Linked DNA regions of Homo sapiens: region 1 is linked to region 2. The links are chromatin loops, found by intact Hi-C in ENCODE. Cell type or tissue: PC-9. All regions are shown on one strand. Links, peaks and the distances in the headings refer to the core of each region. The heading gives the core; the rest is flanking DNA. Region 1 holds the start of C18orf63 (chromosome 18 open reading frame 63). Region 2 has its middle 36 kb from the start of TIMM21.

Region 1 (8,889 bases), core at 3,935-6,434, 130 kb after region 2:
GGGGTCCCTGAAGGGCCACAGTTCTTTCCTTTTCACCTGCAACGTGGCGAGCAAGGGGTGTGTTTCAACCCTGTTTGTCTTACAGCTTTTTCAGCCCTGCCATTCAGTAGGTCCTGAGCTCTTCTCCTGCATCCGGGAAGAATGAGGTATGTGGACACAAGAAGGGTGAGCAAGGCAAAGAGAAGGTTTATTGAGTGACACAATAGCTCAGAGGAGGACTTGGAGTGTGTAGCTCCTCTCTGTAGACAGGTCCTCCTGATGTCTCTGCAGCTCTCCACAGAGAGGAGGCCCTGGAGTGGGTAGCTCTTCTAGCTTGTCCTCTTGACATACGCTCAGCCCCACCCTTATGATCTCATTAATCTTAATTACCTCCTTGTAGGCCCTGTCTCCAAATATAGTCACATGTAAGGGGGTTAAGCTTCAACATATGAATTGGGGGAGACACATGACTCAATCTATAGCAGATAAAAACCAAAGCAAAGGAAGACCAAGGTGGTAAAGTAAGATAAAACAAGAGTAAAGTTAGTAACAAGATGAACTAACATTCAGTAAGTGTTTATCATGTGGAAGTATTTCCAAACATTTTATATACATATATACATTATCTCATTTAATCCTAACAATAAGACTCTGAGCTAGTGACTGTCATTCCCATGTGTCATATGGTCAAATAGTATCTTAGAGAAGCAAAATATCAGGCTGAAGGACACATAGTAAACGTGACTAGTATTAATACCAGAGCCTCCATAGCCTGTTTTATACTTCTTCCCCATGGTTTTAATATTAACTATACCTGACACTTAAATTGTCCTTTCATCAAGCACTGATGTAAGTATTTTATGTATTTAATGTGCATTAACTCCTTTATTATGTTAAGGGGTATATTATCACCCTAAAAAGTACTATTATAATCCCTGTTTTTAAGGTAATGAAACTGCAGTACAGAGAGGTTAAGTATCCTACCTTAACATTACATAGCTAGTAACTGGCAGAACCAGAATTCAAATCCAGGCAGTCTGGCCCCAAAGACCATGCTCTTAACCACTAAACAACAGTTCCTCTCATGCATATATAAAGATGCATTTCCTCAAGTCCTGCACAATTGCTCCAAGTGGATCTCAAATTTGGTTTTGAGCTTATCGGCTAAATCAAAGATGGTAGCAAGATTCAGAATTCATGACATAAAATCTTACCAGTTTCTCACGGGCATACTATAAAAGATTGGGAGACATCTGCTTGTGAATCCATTCAATAAATACTTGTTAGGCACCTTTTATATGATTAGAAATGGCCTTTTTGGTATTTGGGTATTTGGTAATGTGAACATAATTTAAAACTTCACACCAGGCACTGTGACTCACGTCTGTAATCCCAGCACTTTGCAAGGCCGAGGCGGGCGGATCACGAGGTCAGGAGTTCAAGACCAGCCTGGTCAATATGGTGAAACCCTGTATCTACTAAAAAATACAAAAATTAGCCAGGCGTAGTGGCGTGCGCCTGTAGTCCCAGCTACTCGGGAGGCAGAGGCAGGAGAAATGTGGGAACCCGTGAGGCGGAGGTTGCAGTGAGCCGAGATTGCGCCACAGCACTCCAGCCTGGGCGACAGGGCGAGACTCCATCTCAAAACAAACAAACAAACAAACAAACAAACAAACAAACAAACTTCAAATGTCTTTAATTCTGCCTTGGTTAAAATTATTGTTGAAACCAGAGGCCATAAGTTCAATAGCACAGATATTAAGAACATAAAGTGTTCATACATGTGCTTTTTGGAATAAAGAACACTTGGCTTCCCTTTGTTTAGATAGATAGGAAAGGCTAGTGAATATCCACAGTTATCACAAAATTTAAATTGAATCTATATTTACTTTTTACCTGTCTTCATAAAACAGAGGGGTTTCTTTCCCCATGTGTACATACCAAGTAGGACAAAGAGATTTTCTGTAATATCGAAAGGTTTGTTTTAATAATTGCAAGGACTGTGACATAAAACCTTCAGACCGCAGGTGTTAAATTTGAGACATTACATTTGTTAGACTATTTCAGAAGATTGTGTTTTGTTCAATTAATGTAAAGTGTCTTTGTCTTAGGAGGCTGATTTGTCTCAACAACGTTGTGATAATCACTTACTATAATCTCACATCTGGGGTCATAAGTAACCAAACAATTGTAAACATTGAACACATTCTTATTGCTAGGAAGATATGTAAAAATGTTCCTCTTTGCCAAAAATTATTTTGCAAATAAAATAGGTAAATGACTTTAACTGATTAGACATTAAACACAATATAAAATCTCATTCTTTCACAATACCACTTCTGGGAGCTGGCAAGATGTGGGATTGAAAAGTAGCAAATCTCTGACTTAATGAAAATTTCCTGACATTCCACCCATGAAGTTCCTTGTCATCTCCCTGACCTCATATTGGGGTGTCCCAGGATCCAGTGTGAGGGTTCCTTTTCTTCCTAAATGCACTCTCATGGAGATCCAATCTGGCCTCAGGTTTTAAATAGCATCTATTATATGCAGATCTTTCCCCAGAACTCTTATTGTTCCTCTTCATTTCTCAATGTCAACAAGTCCAAAACTGACATGAACCCTCCTGATCTTCAGCCCCAAACTTGCTCCTCTTAGTCTTCCCCTTTGTAATTAATGGCAACCCAATCCTTCTGAATTCTTAGTATAAAAACCTTGGAGTGATGCTTGATTCCTCTCCCTCTCTCTCAGATCCCACATCAATCCATATCCAAATCCTATTAAATCTAATTTCAAAATATATCCAGAATCCAATCCCATCCCATCCCATTCCCTCCACTGCCACTGCTCTGATCCAAGCCACCTCTCTCCTTATTGCCATTGCCTCCTAACTGCTTTTCTTCCTTTCCCTGTCCCCTTCAGTCCATTCCAGCACAGCAGGCTGGATGCACCTTTAATACTTCCATGGCTTATCGGGCCTAACCCTGTCTGGCTCTCTGTAACTCCTCCTGCCTCACGGAGCCACTTCTTTCCTGCTCTACTGCAGCCAGCTGGCGTCCCTCCTGCCCTGGCCTTTTGTAGGATTCCCTCTCTCGTAACAAACATTCTCCCCCGAGACATGCACGAGGCTGCCCACTCTCACCGCCTTCATGTCTTTCTCAAACGTCCCGTTCTCCACGAGGCCTTCCTGACCACGCTATTAAACCTAACGACTTCTCCTCGGCACTCCCCGCCTCCCTACCCTACTTAATTTTTCTCCAATGCACCTATCACCATCTGCCACACTAAGATTTTGCACATTTATCTTGCGTATCTGTTTTCCCCCAACTACCAAGTAAAATGTGCATCCCACAAGGACCGGGAATGCTGTTTGCTTAGTGCTCTATCAGCAGACCTTAGAAACGCATCTGCACACAGTAGGCGCTTCGTGGATTTACTCCCACGAGCTTGCACCACGCTTCCCCTCCACACCAGGCATGAAGATGTTCCAGTCATGGAGATTCCCACCACTAAAGGAACTGCAGAAGCTGTAAATTCGGGCATGAGAATCTGAGGAGAAACGTGCCGAGGCAAGAGGCTGGGTAGCCCCTGTGCAGCACGCAGTTAGCCGGGGCTTCAGCGCCGGAGCTCCCCGTTGGACGTGTTGCGCTGACCCAGCTTTCCCGCCTTCGAGGGCGGCCAGAACCTTGTGTCCCGGCCCCACCCACACCAGCTCAGGCTGAGAGAATCTCACAGGGCTTCACTGGGTCATCCGTGACCAGCTTTGGTCGGTTCCTGCCTTGGCGGGAAAAGTTGACCTACATTGCGTGCCAGGAGCGCAAGGCTTGCAGGGCATGCTGGGAGAGCGCAGGGAACGCTGGGAGAGCGCGGGAAATACTGGGATTGGCTCCCGAGGGCTGTGAGGAGGGCACGAGGGGACACTCCGATGAAGGCAGGGCACGCGGGGCGAGCCGGGAGCGTCTCCTGAGGGCAGCGAGGAGGGAGCTGAGGCACGCGGGCTCTCAATCGACGCCCCACAGAGACCAAGAGGCCTGGCCTTGGGGGGCAGCTGCTTGAAGGAGGCAGAGCGGAAGCGAGGGAGACTGCTGGAGGCCCTGCCGCCCACCCGCCCTTTCCTCCCCCTGAGGAGACGCCTGACGCATCTGCAGTGCAGGAGGCCGTGGGCGTTAGAAGTGTTGCTTTTCCAGTTTGTAAGACCATTTTCCTGATTCTCTTCCCCACGGTTGCGGAGGAGCAGGTCAGGGCCGCCATGAGGGCAGGATCCCGGTGCCGGCGCCGGCACCCTGAGGACGTTGGTTTGGGTCAGGAAAAAAATGTATTCATCTGCAAAGACCCATGAGTCCCAATTTTTCGGGCATTTCATTATATCGGAAATTTATAGAATCACCTTTTAAAATGGATTTAGCTGAACAAAGACCTTAGATTCGTTTCCACTCACGTCCATTACTGTTCTCACAGAAGCCAGGCCGGAAGAGGGGTGGGCGCTCGCCTGGGGGCAGCGGCAAGCCGGGTCTGGGGCCGCCCTGAACCCCGCGCCCCGGGAGGATTTTTAGGAAGGGTCCCTCGTAGCGGCGGTCCCGAGGCTTAGCGCACAGCACTGCAGGAGCTGGGCGCTCCCAGAGTTTTGGTCCTTTGGGGTTCTCTGAGTCCTCCCTCACGTGTAGAATTGCGTAGGTGCCTGTTGCCTGCTCCTAGCACTTGTTCCTTGCCCTGCTGGGGATTGGGAATAAAGATGAAATCCTGGGACAGAAACGTAGTGGAGCGACTCCCTGGACAGGATGTTAATAGCGCATCCGTAGATCATAATAAGGCTTGGCCCACGTTTTGAGCTTCACAATATAGTTCTACAGCCTAGCCAAAGAAAACAACATTCTTTTTGAATCTGCAAGTTTTGCCAACTAGGAACTCACAAAATTAAACAATAGTAATAATTCTAATAAATTCATGCTTATCCCTGAACAGATCACTCTTGTTTACATACAGTGTTGCAATCCGTGAGTATTTGAAGATTGGCAAAACGGGAGGACTTGCACCCAGGAATTTTTTGGTGACCTGGAATTTACATTCCTACTGTATTACATTCCTGCTGGCATTGCCAGCATTCCTCAGATGACACCACAAACTCATTTCAGTACTGTGATCAGAAGGCTGGTCACACTGCACATTCCCGGGCCAGTATATTATTCTTTCTTAAAAAGAAAAAGCATGTTGATGTTGAAAAGTTGAAAGTACTAGAGTCCAGCTTACTTTTCCCTAATGTATTTGTGCATGTTAGTGTACTGAAGCTTCACTGGGTTGCTTTACTTTTATATTCCAGTTTTTGTTACTGTAGTAAAATGTAATGTAGACTTCAAAGGTATACCTTATGAATTATCAACTGTAAACTGTGCCTCCAATAGAATTTGAAAGCTGGATAATTTAGTGGAAACAAAAACTAGGTAACAATTTAGAGACCAGTAAACATTTTCTGTCGTGTACAATGAAAAATAATATATTCCTCAACCTTGAAGTGCTTTACAGAAAAATCTGAAACAACAAAAGACTTTGCTATACATTTTGACTTTTAAAAAATAGTTATTGTTATAGAAAAAGGAGTGATGAAAATATTCTAAAAATTATTGCAATGATGGTTGCACAACTCTGAATACAGTAAAAAACAGTGAATTGTACACATTAAATGGGTGAATTTTATGTTATGTGAACTATATCTTAGTAAAACTTGTACCAAAAATCCTAGAAAATCATTAGAAGACCTTAAAGGTAAATGGCAGGGATACTTAACTGCTGAAGTTTGCAAACTAACTTGTTTGTATCATCCCATTCTAAAACAATATCAAATATTGTGTGCTGACTTGGTATTGGAACTCTATTGGTAAGATAATTTACTACCTTTTTTTGCTGTTTATTTTTAAAGGCCTGATTGCTGAGACACTCAGTCAGGAAAGTATGAATGATTCTAGGCAGCAGTCTCTGTTCTTCATCACACTTCCAGATTTAAACAAACTCTGTGCTGTCAGAATAATACTGAGTAATAAGGTGGCAGATACTGAGATTAGGACTATACAAATGAAGATGTGCAGGTAAAAAAATACATCTTATAACTAAGACTTTTAAAACTTTGAGACCTATAAAAGCTGTTTTAGAGGAATTTTCTATAAAGCAAAATACTCATTCACTCAACTTGTGTTTATAATTTTAAAATAAAGGAAGTCAGATTTTGTTTTGACCAGGTATATTGGATTATATTTAAGGAGGGATTTAAAATACTTGCAATAGAATTATCTCACTGTTGAGTTTTTATATCTGTGACCTCTTATGTGCTTTTTAAAAGTTTAAAATCTCCACAGACATTCATGAATTAAATTCAGGCTCCCAGAAACTTAGAGGTCCTAATTAATCAATATTTATGGAATACCTACTGTTTTCCAGTAGGTATTTCCAGTAGGTGGGGCACTTAGAGATCCTATAAACATCTTAGATTAGTATAGTTTCTTAATTCTCAAGTCAGTATGAGACACTGTGGAGTATTTCTCTAGGATCTGTCTCAAAATATCTGATCCCACATAGTCGTTGAAAAACAGCTTAAGAGGGCCGGGCGTGGTGGCTCACACCTGTAATTCCAGTGCTTTGGGAGGCCAAGGTGAGCGGATCACGAGGTCAGGAGTTCGACACCAGCCTGGCCAACATGGTGAAACCCCATCTCTACTAAAAATAAAACAAATTAGCTGGGCATGGTGGCAGGCACCTGTAATCCCAGCTACTCAGGAGGCTGAGACAGGAGAATCGTTTGAACCTGGGAGGTAGAGGTTGCAGTGAGCCAAGACTGTGCCACTGCACTCTAGCCTGGGCAACAGAGCGAGACTCTGTCTCAGAAAAAAAAAAAAAGGAAAGAAAAGCAGCTTAGAGGAAACCTAAAGTATAATTCCATGATTACTGAGGACCCTCCTTTAAATTGTTTGAGGCACTCAAAGGAAGAGTCATAGAAAACATGAGAAGATTCTATATTTAAATGAATTGCTTAGAGAAGAACAAACAACTAGAAGATACCCAGAGGCAAGAAATAAGGAAGCCACTTTTGGGGTGTCCTTCATTTTCGTCTTATTTACAAAGTTTTTCTTCTCTCCATTGCATATTTTCCCACCCAGGGGCATCAGGGAGCCTGTACCCTTCCTGCTAAAGTATAATATGATACCTGTTAAGGACTTAATCTGTGACTCCTTTTGGAAATACTAAAATAGGTAGAAAACCTAAAGTGAGGTTTTTCTTCTGCTTGTCCTCAAATTGAAGGCAGCCATTCCCACAGAGTGGGGTTATCTTCACTCACCCTCCCGGTAATTGACAGAGAGTCTTGAATAGCATTTGGCTCTCTCTAGTAGCATTTGGCTGTGTCAGGTAATGGCAGGCCTTGCCAAGGCAAGTACCTGATATACCTTGGTTCCAACAAATATGAAGCCACCAGAAACAGATTGGCCCGTGTTGCTTTTTAAGGTAACCCCATACACATCCTAATGGTTATTTTAATTTGTTTCTTTGATGATTAGTAATGTTGAAGGTTTTCAGATTTCCAGTTGTATTCTTTTTGTGTTTTTCCTATCTTTCCCTTGAACCTTGAAATGAAATTATTAATGGTAATTTGATTCTGATGATGTTTGTTTTAAGTTCATTTGGCTGTTGAAACCACTACCCAGTTCTTTCTGGCTTGGGAAGAATTTCCTTTCTGAAGGAAAAGGATTTAGTCAGTAGTTCTAAATGTTTAAGTGGTTGGTAACTTCACTGATAGGTGAATCCTTAGACTCTTGCCTCTGGTGCCCCCTGCCCACCACCTTTTTTTTTATTTTAAAGGAAAAATGGAAGAAATAGGAGTTAAAGGAGACAGATTCTTCACTGTGTGTAGATTTCTTCAAGTATATAGGACAAAAATTGAGTTCTAAAAGATGAATTTAGGTTCACAGATGAAAGAGATTGGGAAATTCAGATGCGGGGACAAGTTCTCAAGTTAGCATTAGTATCTAAAACTTCCTAATTCTCTTAAGTCAAATATTGCCTGAGTACCTACACCTACACTGTTCAAGGTGCTATGCAAAGTGTGGGGAGAGAGTCTCTAACACAATTGTTGCCTAGGAGAAACTTAACGTTTTAGCTAAGCAAAGGTTTAAAATGTTCCAATAGAGTAAAAACGGATAGTGAGTGTATTAGTCTGTTTTCACACTGCTGTAAAGAATTACCTAAGACTGGATAATTTATGAAGAAAAGAGGTTTAATTGACTCACAGTTCCGCAAGCTTAACAGGAAGCATGATTGGAGGCCTCAGGAAACTTAAAATCATGTCAGAAGGGTGAAGGGGAAGCAAGCACCTTCTTCTAATGGCAGCAAGAGAGAGAGGTGGGGGGAGGAAGTGCTACACACTTTTAAACAAGATCTAATGGGAACTCACTATCACTAGAGCAACAGGGGGGAAATCCGCCGCCATGAGCCAATCACTTCCCACCAGGTCCCTTGCCAACACTGGGGATTATAATTCAACATGAGATTTGGGTGGGGACACAGAACCAAACCATACCAGTCCACTTTGTAATATATTTCATCTCCACAGGCAATTGCTGTTTTTGCATCAAGATATTCTTACATCACCTGTGTCTGGAATATTAAACCAAATCTGGGTGGTGATGGCGGTTAGTATTTTAATATTTTGTGAAATGTTATTACTAGTTGAGAACAATATTGATAAATAATAATTTAGGTATTATAGCTAAAGTTAAGATGTTTATGAGGATTAATTGATTAATCACAATGTGTTACAGGTTAATTGGATTATTAACAAACTAATATTGAAATGCCTGATGCTTAAAATCCATTTTTGTGGTTCTAATTTAACATTTATTTTTCTCATTATAAATGCTAAGATAAAGACTG
Region 2 (8,889 bases), core at 3,664-6,163:
CATAGACGCTGCCATGAGTCAAATCTTGCCCCGAAAATTCAAGTTCTCCTGGAATCTCAGAATGTGACCTTAATTGGAAATAGGATCTTTGCAGATGTAATCAAGGTAAGGCTGGAGAGGAGATCATACTGCATTGGAGGGGCCCGAAATCCAACAGGAGCATCCTTAGAAGAGACAGAAAAGGACACACGGATGAAAGATAGCCACGTGAAGATGAAGGCGGAGACTGGGGTGATGCTGCCACAAGCCAGGGACACCAAGGGTGCCTGGAACCACAGAAACTGGAAAGAGCCAAGGAAGGATCCCCCGGCCTGCAGCCTCCAGAGGGAAGCATTCTGCCAACCCCTTGATTTTACACTTCTTGCCTCCAGAACTGTGGGAGAATAAATGTCTACCATGTTAAGCCGCCCAGCTCCCGATCAAATGTTACAGCAACCACAGTCAACTAACACAGGAACCAAAACACGAGTGGCATTGGGCAGTGACAGGAAAGCAGTGGCTTCTGCTTCAGAGGCATCCGGAATTGAAGAACAAAGGGGGCGTTCCTGGAGACCGTAAGGGGCACGTTCATGGAGCAGAGGAAGCAGAGACATGAGCGATGGTGGGCGGAAGTCCACACCAGCCGGAAGATCACCTTCTCCACAAGTTAGGCAACCAACAGGAGGAACCAGAAGGGACAGGCCCCAGGAGTGTTTGGGAGAGTCAAGAAAAGGATTTTAAGGTAGCAAGACCTTGTTATACTTGAAGGCAGCAAAAAAGTCACACATACTTGCCCTAAGAATTGTAAAACTCATAGAATTGTCAGTTAAGATGGCTACATCCTTGGAGCAAAGATCAATTTACACTTCTCTACTGTACCATAAATTTTGTTATGTTATTAAACCAAAGCCGTCTTCTTACTGTGGCCTCACATGGTCAGCCCTCTCTGCATGACTGTTTTCTAGTCTTATTTTAAGGACACCCATCAGATTAGATTAGGGCATATCCTAATGATCTCATTTTTGCTTAATTTCTTCTTTAAGGCACTATCTGTAAATACAGCCACATTGTAAGGTACTAGAGGGGAGAACTTCAATATTCAACATTTAAATTTCACACAGGAGGCCCAATTCGGCTCACCAAGTAGGAGAATGTCCTCGTTTGTAGAAAGTACACACTAAAGGATGTGGAAGTAACGTGGCATCATATCAGCAGTTTATTTCCAGGTGATGTGGGAAAAAAGGGTTTTTATACTGCACTTGCAATTTTCCTGTAAGTTGGAAATTGTTTTTAAAAATTGTTTTTTTAAAAAAAGCAATCCGTGTGGGGCATTTAAAATGTGTGTTACTGGGTAGGTGAGTCAACCACATTTAATTAAAGGCTGTGGCAGCCCTGTGAAATCTCAGCTCTGAATGTATTCCAGCTCTTTCTCTCGATCTTTGTCCACGGCAAGCGTTCCACTCAGCACGGCATTCCTCCCGCGATCCATTCTCAAATGTTGGCATGAATTCTTAATATTCTGAAAGAAAATGATCCTGGAAAGTATAAAATATTTACACCCTGCTGTCTGTTCTGCCTCGCTTGAGGAAAATTCTCATCTGTACACAAATGTTCTTCAGCTTTTGAGACCAGATGGCAGAGAGTCATAAAAAGACTGAAAAATTAGAAGGCGGGAAGTGGAGCGCGATGCCCAACAGAGAGCGGTCGTTCCCTGCGGGCTCAGCGTCTTTACGCTCTTCAGATGAAGGGTTTGCACCTACGAGGCAGTCTCGGTCTATCAGGCTCTGTCCATTCCTCTTCTTAATTTCATATAAATCTCCTTTCTGCCCCCTGCACATGACCCACGCCCAGGGAAAATGCCTCATTGCAAACGCTATCATCCGTTGGGGCCACTGAACAGGGGTGGGATGGCTGTCGCAGCACTGATCCCCCTGCAGGGAGGCTGACCTCATGAGGTCTGCGAGCCTCCATCACCGTCTTCTTCGCGGGCTCTGGGCTAGGAACTGCCCGCAGCCTCACTTGAAGGCCTTCTGTCTCTCACTTTCTCGGTCCATCTGACCTAATCTTGCCACTGTGATCATCACAGGCAAAGGTGTCAGGAGACCCCGCCAGCACACAGCAGCTGCGCTTGGGGCCTCCTAGGTTCACCTGGGGCAGCGGTCCCTAGCACGCGGGCCAGGTGATGCCCTTCAATCCCGAGCCAGACGCCCTCCTGCTCTTCAATATCACCTGTCAGTCGCCAAGGCCCTCCATGTGAGCTCCTCCAGAAGCGGACGCTCAGGGCTATTCGGGAGGTGATCCCAGCAAACGCCAGGAAGGGCTGGGAAGCGAGACAGGAAAGGAGAGGAAGGCAACCCAGGGTGGGAAAGCAGGGGCGGCCTCCTGGGCTGCTGAGCCTCAGCTCGGGGCCACGGGAAGACACCCTGGCACCTGCTTCCGAGCCGTCCTCCCCGGGGCCGGGCTGGGCTCTCCAGAGGGCAGCCTCGCAGGGGCTCCGCGGGACCCTCCAGCCCTGGGGCCTGGGTCAGCGGCTGCTCTACGCGAGGGTTGGAGCTGCTCTACTGAGGGGGCTTTCTCCCAGGAAAGATTTGCTCCTAAGCTTAGTTCAGCTGCACTCACGCCTCAACCTGTGCCTGACTCACCTCTCATTACAATTCATATGATAACTTAGAAAGGTTTTCTCCCAGGAGGCGGTCTGCACAGGTGACTTTCTGCTTAAGACAATCAGCTGGTCCATCAACCAGGCGGCTCAACTGGCGCCTCTGTGCTGCGTCCTCCTGAGTGCCCAGGCTCGTGAGGCTGTGCCTCCCCCTGCACCAGCTCCCTCCAACTCTCCCCCTCCTCTCCCCTGCCTCTCCCTGCATCTTCCCCACATGTCCTCCACCACTCCTCTCCCTCTCCCCATCCTCTCCCCTCCTCTCCCCCACCTCTCCCCTACTCTCCCCGACCTGTCCCCTCCTCTCCCCCACCTCTCTCCTCTTCTTCCCTACCTCTCCCCTCCTCTCCCCAACCTGTCCCTCACCTCTTCCCTTCTCTCTCCACCTCTCCCTTCCTCTCCCCGACCTCTCCCCTCCTCTCCCTCTTCCCGCTCCTCTCCACTCCTCCTCCCACCTCCCCCTACTTCTCCTCTCCTGTCCCGGACCTGCCCCCACCTCTTCCCTTCTCTCCCCACCTCTTCCCCACCTGTCCCCTCTTCTCCACTCCACCTGCCCAGCAGCACTTCCTGTTCTACACACAGATCCTCCTTTCACTGGGCAATTCAATCCCTTCTACTCCCTGGTCTCATGTTACACAGAGGAAACAAGAGCATATCTGTGCTTCATAATAGACATGAACTTAAAAGAATAAACCCCACACATGTGTGTACTAACATTCCTCTACTTATTAACACCAATAAAAATTAGGCATGCCCTAATACATTCACATTCCTTTTTGGCACATTTGAGATTAGCTTTTCTTTCCAGAGCATCCTTACAAATCCACAGGTCTGCAAATACTGACCTTACCTGAACTAAGGTTGTCATTTTCTTTTTAAGCTCGTTACTGCAATGAGACCATCAGAAGTTTCTTTATGCCAGTTCCTTTGTCGTGATATCATTGAGAGGCCCGATATATGGGATGCATTCCCTCCAAGAGCACTGTCTGGAGGGGTGGAGAATGGTGCTGGAGAGAATCATGACTCAGGCAGTGGGAGCACACAGGACCCGGAGAGGCAGTGCCATCCATTCTCCTTAGGCCACATTTCCCAAGGAAATCGGGAAAAACATTTTTTTTAAAGCTCATAATGTCACATTATGTTAATTAAAGTTAATTAAAATGGAAATGAAGTAATTTAATTTAAACAATTTAATTAAAATGTTTGAAATTTCTATTTTATTTCCACTACAACCTATCTGCTTTAATTTTTAAACCTGTCTTCAAACTGTAATTATGCCTCTTTCTCTTTAATAAGTTCCACCTTACTCATTAACCATCTTTCTGTCACAGTTTATTGAGAGTTCCATTTAAGAAGCCCATAGTGTATGTATTTGGGAAATTCAGATCTTCAAACAAAGTACACGAGCTTAGAATGTGATCTAGAAGGCACAAGCCAGTGGGTAGGGAGGTTTTGGGGGGCTAGGACCTTTCCATTTCCCTACATTATTACTGTGCCCACCACCACTTAAAGAAAGGTTCCAGGCTCACCCCTAAAGCTGCCATCTGACTTAATAAGGTCAGTCTACAAGGTATTGTTTGTCTTAACAGTAATTTAGCAAGGTCCTTTTCTTTGGTTTCCAGAAAGCCAATGTAGTAGGTTTCACTGCTCATGTTTTTTAATGAAGGGAAACGGCTTTAAGTTTTTGTAAGTCTTTGGTAACAATGGGCTAAATTTCCCCAGCAGTATTTCGGAAGACCTTCTTAACTTGCCTCATTACTCTTTAGCACATACCTATGAGCCTTGATTCTTAGAAGAATAAGAAGAAAACGCTCTTCTGGGTGTTACAGCTGGCAGACTTGAAAAGGGCAATTTACTTTCCTTTGTTTACCTCTTTTATTCACTGTTCTTCTCTAAAGAAATACAAATGTGCCAATTAGGTAGAAAATACAAATGTGCCAGTTAGGGAGAAAAGATTTGCAACACAGGTGGATTCCTCTATTCACCAAAGATTCATCTCAGTTTCTTTCCAAAAGCAAGACCCTTAACTACATTTAATTATAATTTATATATTCTAGAACAATATTCACAATCATACAGAGGCATTAATCATACAGAGGTATTAATTTTTAAAGTTCCAATAACACAAAAGGTGGAAAATGCAGGTTTGACTGGTATCCCAGGTGGTACAGTGAGCAGCTGCCATCTCACCTTTGCCAAATGCATTGGAAAACTCTCCAAGGGCCTCAAAGTGGGGCTGTAGCTTACGGTCCCTTTCAGGCCCATGAGAACCTGGGTGGGGTGGGAAAGGTGAAAAATGCATGCCTTCCTGTGTGGGACAGTAAATGTAGGTAATCTGGAATGTGTGAGGTTTGGCCTCGGGCACCTAGTGAAGCAGCGTCATTGTCTGGGGTAAATACCAGAAGTTCATTGTCTCACACCAAGGGAATCAAGGATGTGGACACACAAAAAGTGAGTTTAAAGAGCAGAGGTTTAATAGGTGAAAGAAAGAAAAGAGAAGAGCTCTGTCTCTTGCAGAGAGAGAGGGGCTCCTAAGTGGGACTTCTGGTCTGCAGCAAAGTGCACGGGGGTTTTATAGGCTGATAGACTGTCTTGAAGAGGCGGTGTCTGATTTACAAAGGGCCCAAAAATTGGTTGGACCAGGTGTGCTATTTATGTAGTGTGCAAAGAAGCTGGCCACCCCACCTTAATTTTTATTATGCAGATGTGTTCTCTATCTGGCTGGCACCATGTTGTCTGTTCCTTATTGTACACGTGGTTGACAAAGAAAAGGGAAGATAGAGCCTTCGTGTTGAATATACCTGCCCCCCAGGTAGACTTTTCCTATTGGCATAGCTGCCGGCATTCACCTGGGCAGGATTCCAGCTTGCTTATCTATGTCTGCAGCTCGATTTTAGAGGCTGCTCTTTGGTAGAAAAGAAATGATTTGGGGGCTGCTTTTCATTAAAAAGAAAACCTTACCAAGGACACGTCTACACTCACTACCTGCCTAAATCATTTCTTTTTAACTCCTATATCACTAGGGCTGCTTTGAAATACTGGAAGGATCATGAGCTCATCCTGGGACTGAGAGGGAAACTGAAATGGCAGGAAATATGAAAAAGTTTGGAAACTTTGAGTGAGGCTTGGGCAAGACTGTGTTTCCACAGCAGATTGATGTCTGGGTTCTGATTAAATACTTCTAAAATCCCCTAAGATTCTTCCAGGCAGCCAAATGGTGATTCCACTGATTCTACCATTCTACTAGAATGGTGATTGTAACTGATTCTACAGCAATAACCAACATATGTTGAACATTTAATACGGGTCAGCTGTTATGCTGACTTGCTTTTTATGCATCATCTCACAATATTTTTTAAAACAGGTGATGTCAGCACCATTATCACTTTACTTTACAGATGGAAAAATCAAGGCACCCAGTAGGAAAGCAGCCCATGCAAGGTCCTGGAGCAGTGATTTTAGAACACAGCCCAGGCTGTGGCTGTACCATGGGGGCCAGAACCCATCCTCGTCACTTTCACAATGGATACAAATGTTACCAAAGCCAAGGTGCTGACCATGCTGTTGAGATCTGCTGCATCTCTGCTGGACTTTTGTCCAGTTACTCCATCAATGTTTGAGAGAGGAATTTTATATATATATATATTTTTTTTTATTATACTTTAAGTTCTAGGGTACATGGGCACAACGTGCAGGTTTGTTACATATGTATACGTGTGCCATGTTGGTGTGCTGCACTCATTAACTCGTCATTTACATTAGGTATATCTCCTAATGCTAAAACCTCAAATCATGACGGTGGTAGTGTCTACCTCTTTCTTTAATTCTGTCATTTTTGCCTCATGGATTTTGAAGCTCTGTTATGGAGCACTTATACATTTATGATTGCTATGTCTTCCTGCTGAACTGATCCTTTCCTCATGAAGTGTCCTTATTTGTCTCTCATGATCAATTTTGTTTTGAAATGGACTTTATCTTACATTAATGAAAGATTCTCCCTGAAAGCTTGAAGGGATGAGTGATTCCTCCCTTCTCAGGCCCAGTCCCAAGGTGCAAGGCCCACTTGCGTCAGCAGCGTGTGTCAGCAAGATAGAAGCAGGAAGAGAGCCAGCAGGAAGACACCTCCCCTGGCCAGGAGACACCTCCCCTGAAGATCGAGAAAGAGGCTGTCCAGATACTATGTAGCAGTCATGTCAGACTGGGACACTTGCTGTTTACAGAGGACTATAAACCCCCCTGTCCCATCCTCAGTTGGGGCTGACACCATTTTGGGCCTTAGCCCACCTGCACTCAGGTGCTCATTAAAACAGCATGTTGCTCCACACTCCCTCGTGTTGTCTGTTGGCGCGCTCTCAGGGTTCAAACCGATACAAGAACCTTTCAGTTAATACATCACTCCAGCCTTCCTATTTGCCTCCTCTGTTTTTAATTCCTGTGTTTCCCCTTTCCTGCCTCTTTTGGCTTATTTTGATTGTTTTAGAGAATTTACTCAAGGCTGTTAACGGTGAGTCATGAAACAGATGCACTGATTCTCTACAGGTGGGAGCTGCAATTGGCACAAGCTCCAAGGTGGAGAATCTCATTATATATTAAGGGTGTCAAAACTTTTAACAACATGCTTGTCATTTATCCCAGCTGTGCCACCTCTGCACATTTATGTTTTTACAAGAAATCAGGCCAGGTGAGGTGGCTCATATCTGTAACCCCAACACTTTGGGAGGCCAAGGCGGGAGGATCCCTTGAGCCCAGGAGTTAGAGGCTACAGTGAGCCATGATCTCACCATTGCACTCCAACCAGGGTGACAGAGTGAGACATCATTTCTTAAGTAAATAAGTCAATAGATAAATAAATCATTGGTGGCCCTCCCCACCCAGGCCCCAGACTTACTTTACTTCTGCCAGAGTTGACAACAGTGTTCTTCCCACATCCTCACCTCCCGGCCTCCCTTCCTCTCTCCTCCTTGCCACTTTGTCTCTTTCCCACTGTTCCTCATCTTACTGTCTTATTGATGTAAAATTCACATTATACATTTTAAATTAATCTTAACCCTAAGAATTCCACACATTTTTTAAAAAGTTTTAGAATAAGTGATACATTCTTTGTCTTCAAACTATTTCATTATGAAATCTTAAGGCATACAAAAATAAAATCATAAACACCCATGTGCCCATCATCTAGCTTAAATAAAATTATTCCTGAGTCCCTGCTCTTCTTGACCCACTCTATTTAGGTGTTTGTTTTTGTTTGTTTGTTTTTGACAGGGTCTCACTCTGTCACTCAGGCTGGAGTATGGTGGCTCAATCACAGCTTGCTGCAGCCTCGACCTCCTGGCTCAAACAATCCTCCTGTCTCCATCTCCCAAGTAGCTGGGACTACTGATGCACCACCAAACTTGGCTAATTTTTTTTAAAAAACTTTTTGTAGAGATGGGGTCTCACTCTGTTGCCTAGGCTGATTTTCAACTACTGGCCTTAAGCTATCCTCCTGCCTTGGCCTCCCAAATTGCTGGAATTACACGCATGAGCCACTGTGCCCGGCCCCATTCAGTTTTCTTTCCTTACCATTCCTGTCCCCATACTGCTCTTTTTAAGGTCACCAGCACCCTCTGTGTAGTGAAATCCAGTTATCACGTATCTGCCAATGTTATACTTGATCTACTAGTGGTGACAGAGGCTGGTGACAACTTCTTGAGATGCCATCTGCTCTTGGCCTCCAGGGTGCTACTCTCACGGCCCTCTTCTACCTCTCTGCTGTCCTTCATCACTCTGGCCGCTATATTCTCTTCTCTCTGAACTTTAAAGGCTGGAAAACCTCATGCCTTGGCCCAAAGCCCTTTCTCTTCTTTGTCTACACTGTCTCCTTAGTTGATCTGTTTTGGTCCCATGTCTTTTAATAACATCAATATATGATTTACCTTCAGCACTGAGACTGTCTTTAGCAGCAGATTATATGACATCTCTGCTTGGATATCTAATGGGCATCTTCAATTTTTGTACATGTAAAGCAAAACATTGAATTTCTCTCACTCAGAAAATTCCCTCCTCCAGCCTTCCCCACCTTGATAAGTGGTACCACCATCCTCCCTGTTTCCACTTCAGATCTAACATTTCCACAAGTTTTACCAGCTATACCTTCCAAATATCTTCCCTTCTCATTATCTCTGTTACAGGAAAGGGGTCCCAATCCAGACCCCAAGAGAGGGTTCTTGGATCTCGCTCAAGAAATAATTCAGGGCGAGTCCGTAGTGAAAAGT

The links. Peaks named below come from ENCODE experiments on the same cell type or tissue, not always from the same donor. Only the 100,000 strongest peaks of a DNase experiment are listed, where the experiment ranks them.
Region 1: it touches region 2 in a loop (12-fold over the local background); 1 of 110 quality-filtered maps calls a loop at or near these places.

What each region holds. Positions count from the first base shown.
Region 1 is chr18:74,311,944-74,320,832 of GRCh38, forward strand. It overlaps C18orf63 (chromosome 18 open reading frame 63), which reads left to right and starts at 3,896. Exons shown (of 14, transcript NM_001174123.2): 1 at 3,896-4,166; 2 at 5,891-6,056; 3 at 8,570-8,648. The coding sequence starts at 5,923. RefSeq lists an enhancer at 4,104-4,273. In PC-9, for the core only: no CTCF peak of the experiment used is centred there; a DNase peak (open chromatin) is centred at 4,998; H3K27ac peaks cover 512 bases.
Region 2 is chr18:74,180,106-74,188,994 of GRCh38, forward strand. No RefSeq gene overlaps it. Among named protein-coding and RNA genes, the nearest start is that of TIMM21, 36 kb to the left of the region's middle. In PC-9, for the core only: no CTCF peak of the experiment used is centred there; a DNase peak (open chromatin) is centred at 4,946; H3K27ac peaks cover 635 bases.